2 separate regions of the Homo sapiens genome follow, and region 2 is linked to region 1. The links are chromatin loops, found by intact Hi-C in ENCODE. Cell type or tissue: Panc1. All regions are shown on one strand. Each heading gives the region's core, and the rest is flanking DNA. Links, peaks and the distances in the headings are about the cores only. Region 1 overlaps FRMPD1 (FERM and PDZ domain containing 1). Region 2 has its middle 7.0 kb from the start of ZBTB5.

Region 1 (5,376 bases), core at 170-5,169:
CCATTCCTGGCTTCTTATACTTTAGGCCCCAGCTTCAGCATTCCCTCTTCAGAAAGGCCTTTCCTGACGATCACTTTGGCAAGATTGGTTCATTCTATCCCTGTCTTGGCATCTTTTCTTGGTTTCTTTGTATCACCTCTCAGTCAGTAATGGATTTTTTTTTCTGTGTCTTTCCTACAATTATAAGTTCCTTGAGGAGACTATGTCTGCCGTGTTCGTGGTTGTATTCCCAATGCCACTGCATAGTATATATTTGTTGACAATAAATGAATGATTTTTTTCTACATTCTTGACATATCCAAATTCTATCTATCAGATCCAGGACCTGACACACAGTAGATACTCAATAAATACTTCTTGACAGGCTAGTTTTAATTAATGCTGATTTCTGCAGGAAGCTTTCCCTGATTACTACTCTGCCCCTCACTCCAAAATGACTTCTCTCTCCTTAGACTCCTCACAGCACCTTATCTGTTCTCTTTGGAGGCCGAGTGAACCGCGCCTTATGTTGTAAGCCTCTATCTTCACGTGTCACCTAATCTCTCTCAGGAGCTTTTCAAAATATAATAAGATTCTTCCCCAATTATTTACATTCTGCATCAAGCAGATGATGCTGCATCAGGCATCACCTGGCATGGGCAACCCATGAATGTTTGTTGAAAGAAATGAATCAGCCAATGTGATGGTGGGTGGGAAAAGGAAGGAAAGGTGTAAATGTCCCATCGTTTCTTAGTCACTAAACAATTGACCCTTGCATTTCAGGGTAGCAAGTCCCCATTCTGCCTATCTCATGTTGGAGGCTGCATGACTCAAAGAAAGTGCTAAACAGTGCAATTTCCCCTGCTTCTTTAGCTTTTCAACAAACAGTGAAGGGTTTCCCAGCACTTCTGGGACTTAGTTCTCCTCATGGGAACTGTAGAGAAAAATAGCAGCTCCATACAGTAGCAACTCAAGACAGTTAATGAATTTGAGGGGAGGAGAACCAAAGAAAAAGGAAATAAACATGTATTGAGTTCTGAGCTGGAAGCTTCAGTCTTCTTTGTGCCTTCCATGATTATTTATTCTTCACAATAATGCTGAATATATATTATTCAACAATCTCTAGGGTGTTGGCTGTATTAGAAAAATGCATTCAAGGTATCTAAATAAGACATCTGCCACATATTAGGCCCTCATTAAATGAAAAGGAGTATTATTTCCTTTTGCCAGATGGGGAAACTGAGGCCCAGAGAAATGCCTGATAACACAGGCCAAAGCCAGGATTCAAATCCTGATTGAGGCCAGGTGCAGTGGCTCACCCCTGTAATCCTAGCACTTTGAGAGGCCAAGGTGGGCAGATCACCTGGGGTCAGGGGTTCGAGACCAGCCTGGGCAACATGGTGGAACCCCATCTCTACTAAAAAAATACAAAAATTAGCTGGGCATGGCAGCAGACGCCTGTGATCCCAGCTACTCAGGAGGCTGAGGCAGGAGAATCGCTTGAACCTGGGAGGTAGAGGTCGCAGTGAGCCAAGATCGTACCATTGCACTCCAGCCTGGGCAACAAGAGTGAAACTCCATCTAAAAAAAAAAAAAAAAAATTCTTGTTGAGTGAAGTCCCGAGCTCCTCCCCTAAACTTGTGAACACATAGGTTGTGTTTTTACCTCTTCACAGCTTTCTGCTGACAAAAGTTTCAGGTCTTGTTTAACATTAGGCAATTTTTATTATTTTGGTGCCCTGTAGTTCCTATTTTTCATTGCCATGAAATTGCTTCCAATCTGTGTTCAAGAGCCTCATTTAAGTTTTATTCAAAGTATCCTATGAAAAGAAACAGGCCTCTAAGAAAATACGTCTTTTCCTGGCACAAGTACTGGTAACTGGTTTCTAGTTATTAACAACAAGTTATCGGTAACAGGAGATGGGAAGGATGCCTTTTCACGTCTTCTCTCAGGTATTGTTTTCCTTCTGTTTGGAGAGAGCTGAGGTGTGTGACTTCATACTCTCCTTTCTGTTCCTGCTTTTGCTGGGTGGAGGGAAGGAGCCCTAGAGAAGAGCCACAGCGGCAGCACTGAGCTCACACTGGTCAGGAGCACCAGAGGGACAAGGGACTCCTTTAACGAACTCTAATAGCCTAAGGTGAGTGACTAAACCACCTTTGGCCTGGACAGAGAAGCCAGGCAAAGAGGCACCCCAAGGGAGGCTTAAAATCAGTTTCCCTGGGGTCTAAAAACAAAATACAGTGGATGGTTTCAGACTAGAAGAGACGTCCATAAGAGCTGAGGGTTATTGCTAGCATTTATCATCTACTAGATTGAGTACTTGCTGGATTTCTATCCCATAAAATGGGCACTATTAGTATGCCAATTTGCAGAAAAGAAAACCAAAGCACTGAGAGGTTAGGTGGCTTGTCTAAGGTCCACCAGGATGAACTGGGATTAACTGGCTCAACTGGGGTAAGAAAGGTATCCAATATATTTCTTTTGCTTTAATTTTCTTAAAAAGGCAAATCTAATTCAAGGCTTTAATGTTCGGCTTTTTATATATTTAAAACAGGAATAAGGTGCAAGATTCAGGGATGCAATCAATTTCAGATAAAGCACATGTGTGGCCTTGCAATGAAAGAACTTCCTGCCACCTAGTGGCAACCTATGCTTGCTGCAGTGGGGCAGCCAAGAATCCCAGGCCTCCTGGTGCAGGCGCTGCAAACCATAACTTGTGAAGGTCGAAGTCTATCAAATATTACCGGTATTCACTCCTATTTGCAAAGGTTATTGCCAAATAAGTGTGATATGAGAAGTCAAGACTGTTTTTCAGTGACCCCCACCTTTCTCCCTCACCCCTGCCTTCTTGAGTATTCCTTTTGCTTCTACACTCCTTGGGTACGCTCCTTTTATGATAAACACTTTGCTGATAGTGATCTAACTAATCTGTGCCTAGAGAGTCTGTAAGCATCCTGACCAGGGGGAGAGACTTGTCTTACTCATCTGTAAATCCCAAGGCCTGGCACAAAGGAAGTATCCAGTGAATGTCTGTTGAACGAATATAAGTGAATGCTTTTAACCCAAACTCTATGACTCAGGCCAAGATTAAGCAGCAGTTTATTTGAATACTCTATATAGTAAACATTTGAAGAGGGTGGGTGGGAGAGTGGAAGGGGCTTCTCAGGGAAGTGTCCAAGGCAGGACAGGGCAGGAGGCCCTTGGGCCGTTGACCTGTTTACAGGGCCGTGGATGCCCGGAACTTCTGGGTCAAACAGAACACGGCGGCCGTGAGGGCCGTGCACTGACGGGCCAGGAGTTTCACACTCAGGTCGTGGTAGCCTCTCTCGCAGGTCGATTTAGCAGCCTCTATAAACTGATGGTAGGTGTACACCACATCCCTCAGGTTCCCCGCTGCCTCCCTGTGCCGGGCGGAGCAGCGGCTACAGTCTGTGAACTGAAAGCACAGGCCGGCCAGCTGGACCAGGTGCTGGAAGGTGTCACGCACGGCCCCCTGCATCTCTTCGGGGGACTGGTCCATTCTGATCACATGCCGACAGCTCGACAGGAGCTTCTGGGAGCCCATGCAGAGGCGGCTCCGGCTTTCGGTAAAGTGCCAGGTGCACTTCTCTGGGGGATGTTTGTTTCCAACCCCCCAGGAAGTTTCTAAAATGTCTTGTAGCTCCAGCAAGCTCTCCATGAGTTGGATGAAGCCCTCAGGGGTGCTGGCAGGGGTGGCTTTCAGCTGTCTCAGTGCCCTGGAGCAGTACTCTGGCCAGATGTGGCTTTTCCTCGACAGGGGTGCGGTGGTGCAGCTGTGGGCTCGGGCAGGCCTCCAGGGCAGAACCACCGGGCTTCCCGCAGAGGGCGGTGAGGTGAGGGGGGCCATGGGGTGTGCTTCCAAGTCCCTGTCTTCTTCCTCTGTCTCAGGCTGCGGGCCACGGAAGCATGTGGCATAGGAGAACTGACAGCTGCACTGGTCCATCCCTATCCTGGGAGCCACCATCTCATTCATGCCTGCAAAACCCAAAGATGTGGCCACCCTGAGACTGGCAGAGACTTCAGGATGGCTTTCTGGGGCAAAGCACAGAAAAGACTTCTCAGCAGAAAGGCAGATGCTAGAGCTGTCACTTTTGCCTTCTGAGAGTAAGCAATGGTTTGAAGTTTCTAAGTGAGGATCCTCTTGTGGACATGGTAGTGGTTCTGGCAGGGAAGGCTCAGGATTAAAACAGACCCACTCAGGGCTGTCCCTAGGGGCTATATCTTGCCCTGTCACATGGTTAGGTGCCTCTGCCTTGATCCCCTCTGGAGGGACGGCTGGTGAAACTGTCTGCTTCCCAAGAAAGAAATCAGGGTCTAAATCCAACTCTACGAATAGTTTTTGTTCTTGAGCCTGGCAGCCTTGCCCTGGGGGTTCTCTGCTCTGTCCTTGAGGGTCTCTAGGGGGATGTGGTGGGATCTGCTCGGTCCCTGTTACAGGAGCATCTAAAGAAAGGGAGGTTACTATTTTACCAGCTGGAGAGCTAATATCAAGAGTCTGTGAAACATTATTTGACACATCACCCGGGGAGTCACCTGAATCCTTCCTAGACTCCTCCTGAAATACGTTGGTGCCATTTTTGTTTGTAACTTCTCTGTCTCTTTCCAGAGATAGTTGTCCTTGTGGCTCTTCCTTTGTAGGGATAGAAGCTATCTTCTCTCCTGGATTTATTCCACATTCATCACTTCTAGGCTCATCTCTAGGAGACAACAAAGGCTCTGTGTATTTGGGGGCAGTTTCTTGTATATGATTTGTACAAAAAGATTCCAATCCCATTTCCAACTGGACATGGGGCTCCAACTGGAGCTCTAGTGTGTCTCCTTGAGAGACATTATTTAGTCCTGGGTTGCTGGCCAGGCAGGCTCTGTCTGGGTTAGGGTCACCACTGGAGAGGGAGAAGGAGCTGTCTCCATGCTCTATGGTTGGTTCTTTGGGGGCAATCCCATCCAGGTCTTGAGATAGAGGTAAGATTTGGGAAGGCCTTGCCTGAGCAGTATCTGGGCCAGATGAACCTGGGTTAGAACAGTGAGGAGTGCTTGCTGAGGAGCTGGCAGCAGGGACAACACCAGAATTCTCTTTATTGTTGGGGTCAATCCGGAAGCGAATGGCAGAAATAGAAGACACTCGAGAGTCGATGACTGATTTGGTTTCCATGGTCTCGGGCTCCATCTCCATGACCCTGGAGGCTGGGTTTGTGCTCTTGGTCTCCCTCAGAGGAGCCAGCAGCCCCAAGGCCTTGGTCTCCAGAAGGCCAGGCTCACCCTGCATGTCCTGCAGAGAGGACACAGTTGGGGAGGGTGCACCAAGGGCCAGGTAGGGCTCCCTGTCATAGTAGCACACGTCGTCTACACTCTCCAGGGAGGCTGATGGCACCAGGG
Region 2 (5,376 bases), core at 68-5,067, 270 kb after region 1:
CCATGTAAGATATGCCTGCTTTCCCTTCACCTTCCACAATGACTGTAAGTTTTCTGAGGCCTCCCCAGCCATGCTTCCTGTAGAGCCTATGGAACTGTGAGCCAATTAAATTTCTTTTATTTATAAATTACCCAAGTTTCAGGTATTTCTTTATACCAGTGTGAGAATGGGCTAATACACCCAGCCTGTGCTGGTGATCTGTTATAGCAACAGATAATGGGCTAAGATGTGTTTTGAAGCTTTGTTACTAGAAACATGTTCATTCAGGGGAATTATCTCTTCTTTATTAATTCACCCTTTTATCATTAGAATTGTCTTTCTTAATATCTTGCAGTATAACTTATCCTAAAATCCACTTTACCAAATATTAATATAGTCACTCCGGTTTTCTTATGATTGTCGTTTATATGATATATCTTTTTCCATATTTTTTACTCTCAACCTATTTATGTCTTTATATTTAAAACAGGTTTTCTATGCACTGCATATAGTTGGGTCTTTTTTTTAATTCAGTCTAACAATCACTGCCTTTTAATTGAAGCTTTTAGAGCATTTACATTTAGTGTAATTATCAACATTGTTGGGTTTAAATCTACCATTCAGTTACTGTTTTCTATTTGTGCCATTCCTTTTTTATTCCTTTTTCCTGCATTCTTTTGGATTATTAGAATTTTTTTAGTATTTATTTTATTTCCACTATTGGTTATTAGATATACCTCTTTAGTGTTTTCGGTGGTTGATCTAGAGAAGGGGGTGGCAAATATGACTGTCTTAGTCGGCTTGGGTTGCTATAACAAAATACCACAGAGTGAGTGACTTAAACAACAGACCTTTATTTTTCACAGTTCTTGAGGCTCTAATATCCAAGATCAAGGCGCCAGCAGATTCAGTTCCTGGTGAGGGCCCCCTTTCTGCCTTGTAGACAGCCACCTTCTTGCTGTATCCTCACACGACGGAGAGAGAAGCTCTAGTGTCTCTTTCTCTTATTTATTTATTTATTTATTTATTTATTTATTTATTTATTTTGAGGCAGATTCTTGCTCTGTTGCCCAGGCTGGAGTGCAGTGGTGCTATCTCGGCTCACTGCAACCTCCGCATGCTGGGTTCAAGCGATTCTCTTGCCTCAGCCTCCTGAGTAGCTGGGATTACAGGTGTGCACCACCACACCTGGCTAATTTTTGGGTTTTTAGCAGAGATGGAGTTTCACCATGTTGGTCAGGCTGGTCTTAAACTCCTGACCTCATGATCTGCCTGCCTCAGCCTCCCAAAGTGCTGGGATTACAGGTGTGAGGCACCACTCCATCTTCCTCTTCTTTTACAGCCACCAATCCCATCCTGGGTGCTCTACCCTCAAGATCTCATTTAAAGCTAATTACCTCCCAAAGGTCCCACCTCCTAATACCATCACACTGGGGGTTAGGGCTGCAACACATCAATCCAGGTGGAGGAGACACAAACATTCAGTTTGTAACAATGTCCCAATGGCTAAATTTGGCCTATTTTTATATAATCCTTGGGCTAAGAATGTTTATACATTTCTTAAGAGTTGCAAAAACAAAACAAAACAAAAACAAAAGGAGGAAGAAAAATATGTGATGAATATGCAACAGAGACCACTTGCAGTTTGCAAAGCCCAAAATATTTACTGTCTGTCCCTTTATAGAAAATATTTGCTGACCCCTGCTCTAGGGTTTATAACATGCATCTTTGGCCAGGCATGGTGGCTCATGCCTGCAATCCCAGCACTTTGGGAGGCCGAGGTGGGTGGATCATCTGAGGTCAGGAGTTTGAGACCAGCCTGACCAACGTGGTGAAACCCCATCTCTACTAAAAATACAAAATTAGCTGGGCATGGTGGCACACACCTGTAATCCCAGCTACTAGGGAGGCTGAGGCAGGAGAATCGCTTGAACCTGGGAGGCGGAGGTGCAGTGAGCCGAGATTGAGCCATTGCACTCCAGCCTGGGCAACAAGAGTGAAACTCCATCTCAAAAAAAAAAAAAAGAAAAAAAATGCATCTTTAAAATATCCGTGTACATAGAGATAATATTACACCATTTCACATACAATGTAAAAGCCTTTCTTTTTTTTTTTGTTTTTGAGACGGAGTCTCGCCCTGTTGCCCAGACTGGGGTGCAGTGGCACAATCTCGGCTCACACAGCCTCTGCCTCCCAGGTTCAAGTGATTCTCCTGCCTCAGCTTCCTGAGTAGCTGGGACTACAGGTGCCTGCCACCACTCCTGGCTAATTTTTTTGTATTTTTAGTAGAGACGGGGTTTCGCCACATTCACCAGGCTGGTCTCGAACTCCTGACCTTGTGATCCGCCCACCTCAGCCTCCCAAAGGGCTGGGATTACAGGCGTGAGTCACCGTGCCCGGCCAAAAGCCTTTCTTTTAAAGAAATTGAAAAACAAACAAAATCTTATTTTTATTATTCAGCTTTAGTCAGAATTTGAATGTTTCCCATCTCTGTGTGATTTTTCAGAATTGTTCTTTGCCTGGCCTATTTTAGAGTTTCATCTTACTCATACACAGTTTGGTAATCACTAACAGACTGTGGAAGATTCCTAGGAAGAATTTCTGGAAGGCTTTTTATGCCTAGGTGCCTCTTCTCCAGTAATTTACCCTGCAAATTCCTGCTGACTCACTCTCTTGGAATTCCAATCTCTCTCCTCAAATCAGTGGGAGACTACCATGCTCTGTTTGAACTCTCCTTCCTGTTTCGTTGTCCAGAAAGTGTCTCCGGGAAGAAAACTGGAGCAATTGTAAGGCTCCCTTGCTTTTGTTCCCCCCTCTCTCAGGAATCACTGTTTTGTGCTGCCTACTGTCCAATGTCTAAAAACATTATTTCACCTTTTTTTTTTCTAGTTTTCTAGGTGTTTACTCACGGAGGACAAGTACGGGAGCAGTTAGTTACTCTGTTATAGCAAAAGTGAAAGTCTCCTCATTCTTTTTTTTTTTTTCTTTCCTCAATTTTTTTTTTTTCTTTTTGAGACAGGATCTCACTTTGTCGCCCAGGCTGGAGTGCAGTGGCATGATCATGGCTCACTGCGAGTGCAGTGGCATGATCATGGCTCACTGCACCCTTGATGTCCCAGGCTCAAGTGATCCTTGCACCCAGGCTCCCAAGTAGCTTGGACTACAGGTGCACGCCACCAAACCTGGCTAATTTCTGTATTTTTTGCAGAGATGGGGCCTCCCTATGTTGCCCAGGGTGGTCTTGAACACTTGGACTCCAGTGATCCTTCTGCCTTGGCCTCCAAAAGTGCTGGAATTACAGGCATGAGCCACTGCGCCCAGCCTCCCTCAATATTTTGTTTAACAACTTCATAGATTCAATTGTATGGATGTACTCTAATTTATTTAGTTAGTCCTCACTGATGAATTGTTTGTTTTGGATTGTTTTTTAATACAAATAATGCTGCAATAAATAACTGTGCATATGTGATTTTATACTTGTGTATATGTGTGGGATAAAATTCTAAAAGTGTGATCTCACTGAGTAAGAGATTATTTGTAGATGAATTTTTGCCAACTTAAGATTCAATGATTGGAGCCCTACAGATTAACTGAAAAAAGACAGATTGACAGAAGAAAAGACAAGTTTATTCATGTATGTGGAAGTGTACAGAAAAAGTGACACTCCCTACAGTTAGAGTTAAGGATTTATGTATCATCTTAATAAGGAGAGACAGGACCTTCAAGGAAGAGAGTTCGGACTTCAAGGGAAAGCAAATGGTGAGAAACTAGTGAGAAACAAGTGAAAGCAAAGAAGTGGAAGGTACAGACAATTCTGATAACCTTTTGTTTATGTAATTTCTCATCCAGGTGCAAATGAGCTATCTCCTTTCTGGTTGTAAACCACCTGGAAAGGGGATTTGTGATGGTTGTATTTTCAGGAAGCTTTGGATAAATCAAGGAAAGAAGCTTAGATAAGATTTTTTCTTTATGGCTGCTGTTTGTTAGATGTTTTCAGCTTAAAATAATCTCCATAGCACATCAGTAGTTCTGAGTGGATTCCATTAGTAGATACTGCCAAATTGACTTCTGTAGAATCTGTACCAATTTCTACTCCCACTAGCTGTGAATAAGAATGGCTGCTTATACCTAAACCCTTGCAAACATGGCATGTTATAAAATAGTTTGATTTTTTTCTGATCCAGATAGTTGAATAATGATATCTCATTGTATTATATTTAGTATTTCTTTTGTATGAGGTAGAATGAGAATCTTTTCATGTTTATCAGCCATTTTCTTTTTCCTTTTTCTTTTTTTTTTTTAAGACGGAGTCTTGCTCTGTCACCCAGGCTGGTGTGCAGTGGCGCCATCTGGGCTCACCACAACCTCTGCCTCTGGGGTTCAAGCGATTCTCCTGCCTCAGCCTCCTGAGTAGCTGGGATTACAGGCACGTGCCACCACGCCTGGCTAATTTTTCCATTTTTAGTCGAGATGAGGTTTCACCATGTGTGTCAGGCTGGTCTCGAACTCCTGACCTCATGATCCGCCAGCCTCGGCCTCCTAAAGTGCTGGGATTACAGGCGTCAGCCATTTTTATGTCTTGTTCTATGAATTCTCTATTTGTGTCCTTTGCTTATTTTTACAGTTGGTTATTGGTCTTAATGAGATACAGGAACTCTTTATATGTTAAGGAACCTAGCCTTTTAAATCTATGTTATGGCCGGGCACATTGGCTCATGCCTGTGATCCTAGCACTTTGGGAGGCTGAGGCAGGAAGACTGCTTGAGGTCAGGAATTTGAGACCATCCTGGGCAACACAGTGAGACCCCATCTCTACAAAAAATAAAAACTTGCCAGGCATGATGGCACATGCCTGTAATCCCAACTACTAGGGAGGCTGAGGCAGGAGGATTGCTTGAGCCCAGAAGGTTCAGGCTGTAGTGAGTTGATCATGCCACCGTACTCCAGCTTGGATGACAGAGTGAGACTCTTGTCTCTAAAAATTTTTTTTAAAATCTATGTTATGTGTTGCAAATGGTTTTCTCTATTCTTTGTCTTTCAATTATGGAATTTTTTGCACAATAGAAAAATGTAAATTATTATTTAGCTTCATTTATCAGACTTACTCTCTACCGCTCAGGCTTTGTATTTTGTTTAAAAAGGTCTACTTTACTTCAAGATTATAAAATATATTGTTTGGCCAAGTGCAGTGGCTCACGCCTGTAATCCCAGCTCTTTGGGAGGCCAAGGTGGGCAGATCACCTGAGGTCAGGAGTTCAAGACTAGCCTGGTCAAAATAGCAAAACCCCATCTCTACGAAAAAATACAAAAATTATCCGGACACGGTGGTATGAGCCTGTAGTTCCAGCTCCTTGGGAGGTTGAGGCAGGAAAATTCCTTGAACCTGGGAGGTGGAGG

The links. Peaks named below come from ENCODE experiments on the same cell type or tissue, not always from the same donor. Only the 100,000 strongest peaks of a DNase experiment are listed, where the experiment ranks them.
Region 2: a loop joins it to region 1, with 3 times the contacts of the local background. A loop is called at or near these places in 24 of 110 quality-filtered maps.

The regions. Positions count from the first base shown.
Region 1 is chr9:37,744,590-37,749,965 of GRCh38, reverse strand. It overlaps FRMPD1 (FERM and PDZ domain containing 1), which reads right to left. Exons shown (of 16, transcript NM_014907.3): 16 at 3,062-5,376. The coding sequence ends at 3,197. Among named protein-coding and RNA genes, the nearest start is that of TRMT10B, 6.5 kb to the left of the region's middle. RefSeq lists an enhancer at 3,575-4,076. In Panc1, for the core only: no CTCF peak of the experiment used is centred there; a DNase peak (open chromatin) is centred at 2,605.
Region 2 is chr9:37,469,812-37,475,187 of GRCh38, reverse strand. No RefSeq gene overlaps it. Among named protein-coding and RNA genes, the nearest start is that of ZBTB5, 7.0 kb to the right of the region's middle. In Panc1, for the core only: no CTCF peak of the experiment used is centred there; a DNase peak (open chromatin) is centred at 2,647; H3K4me3 peaks cover 1,360 bases; H3K27ac peaks cover 4,911 bases.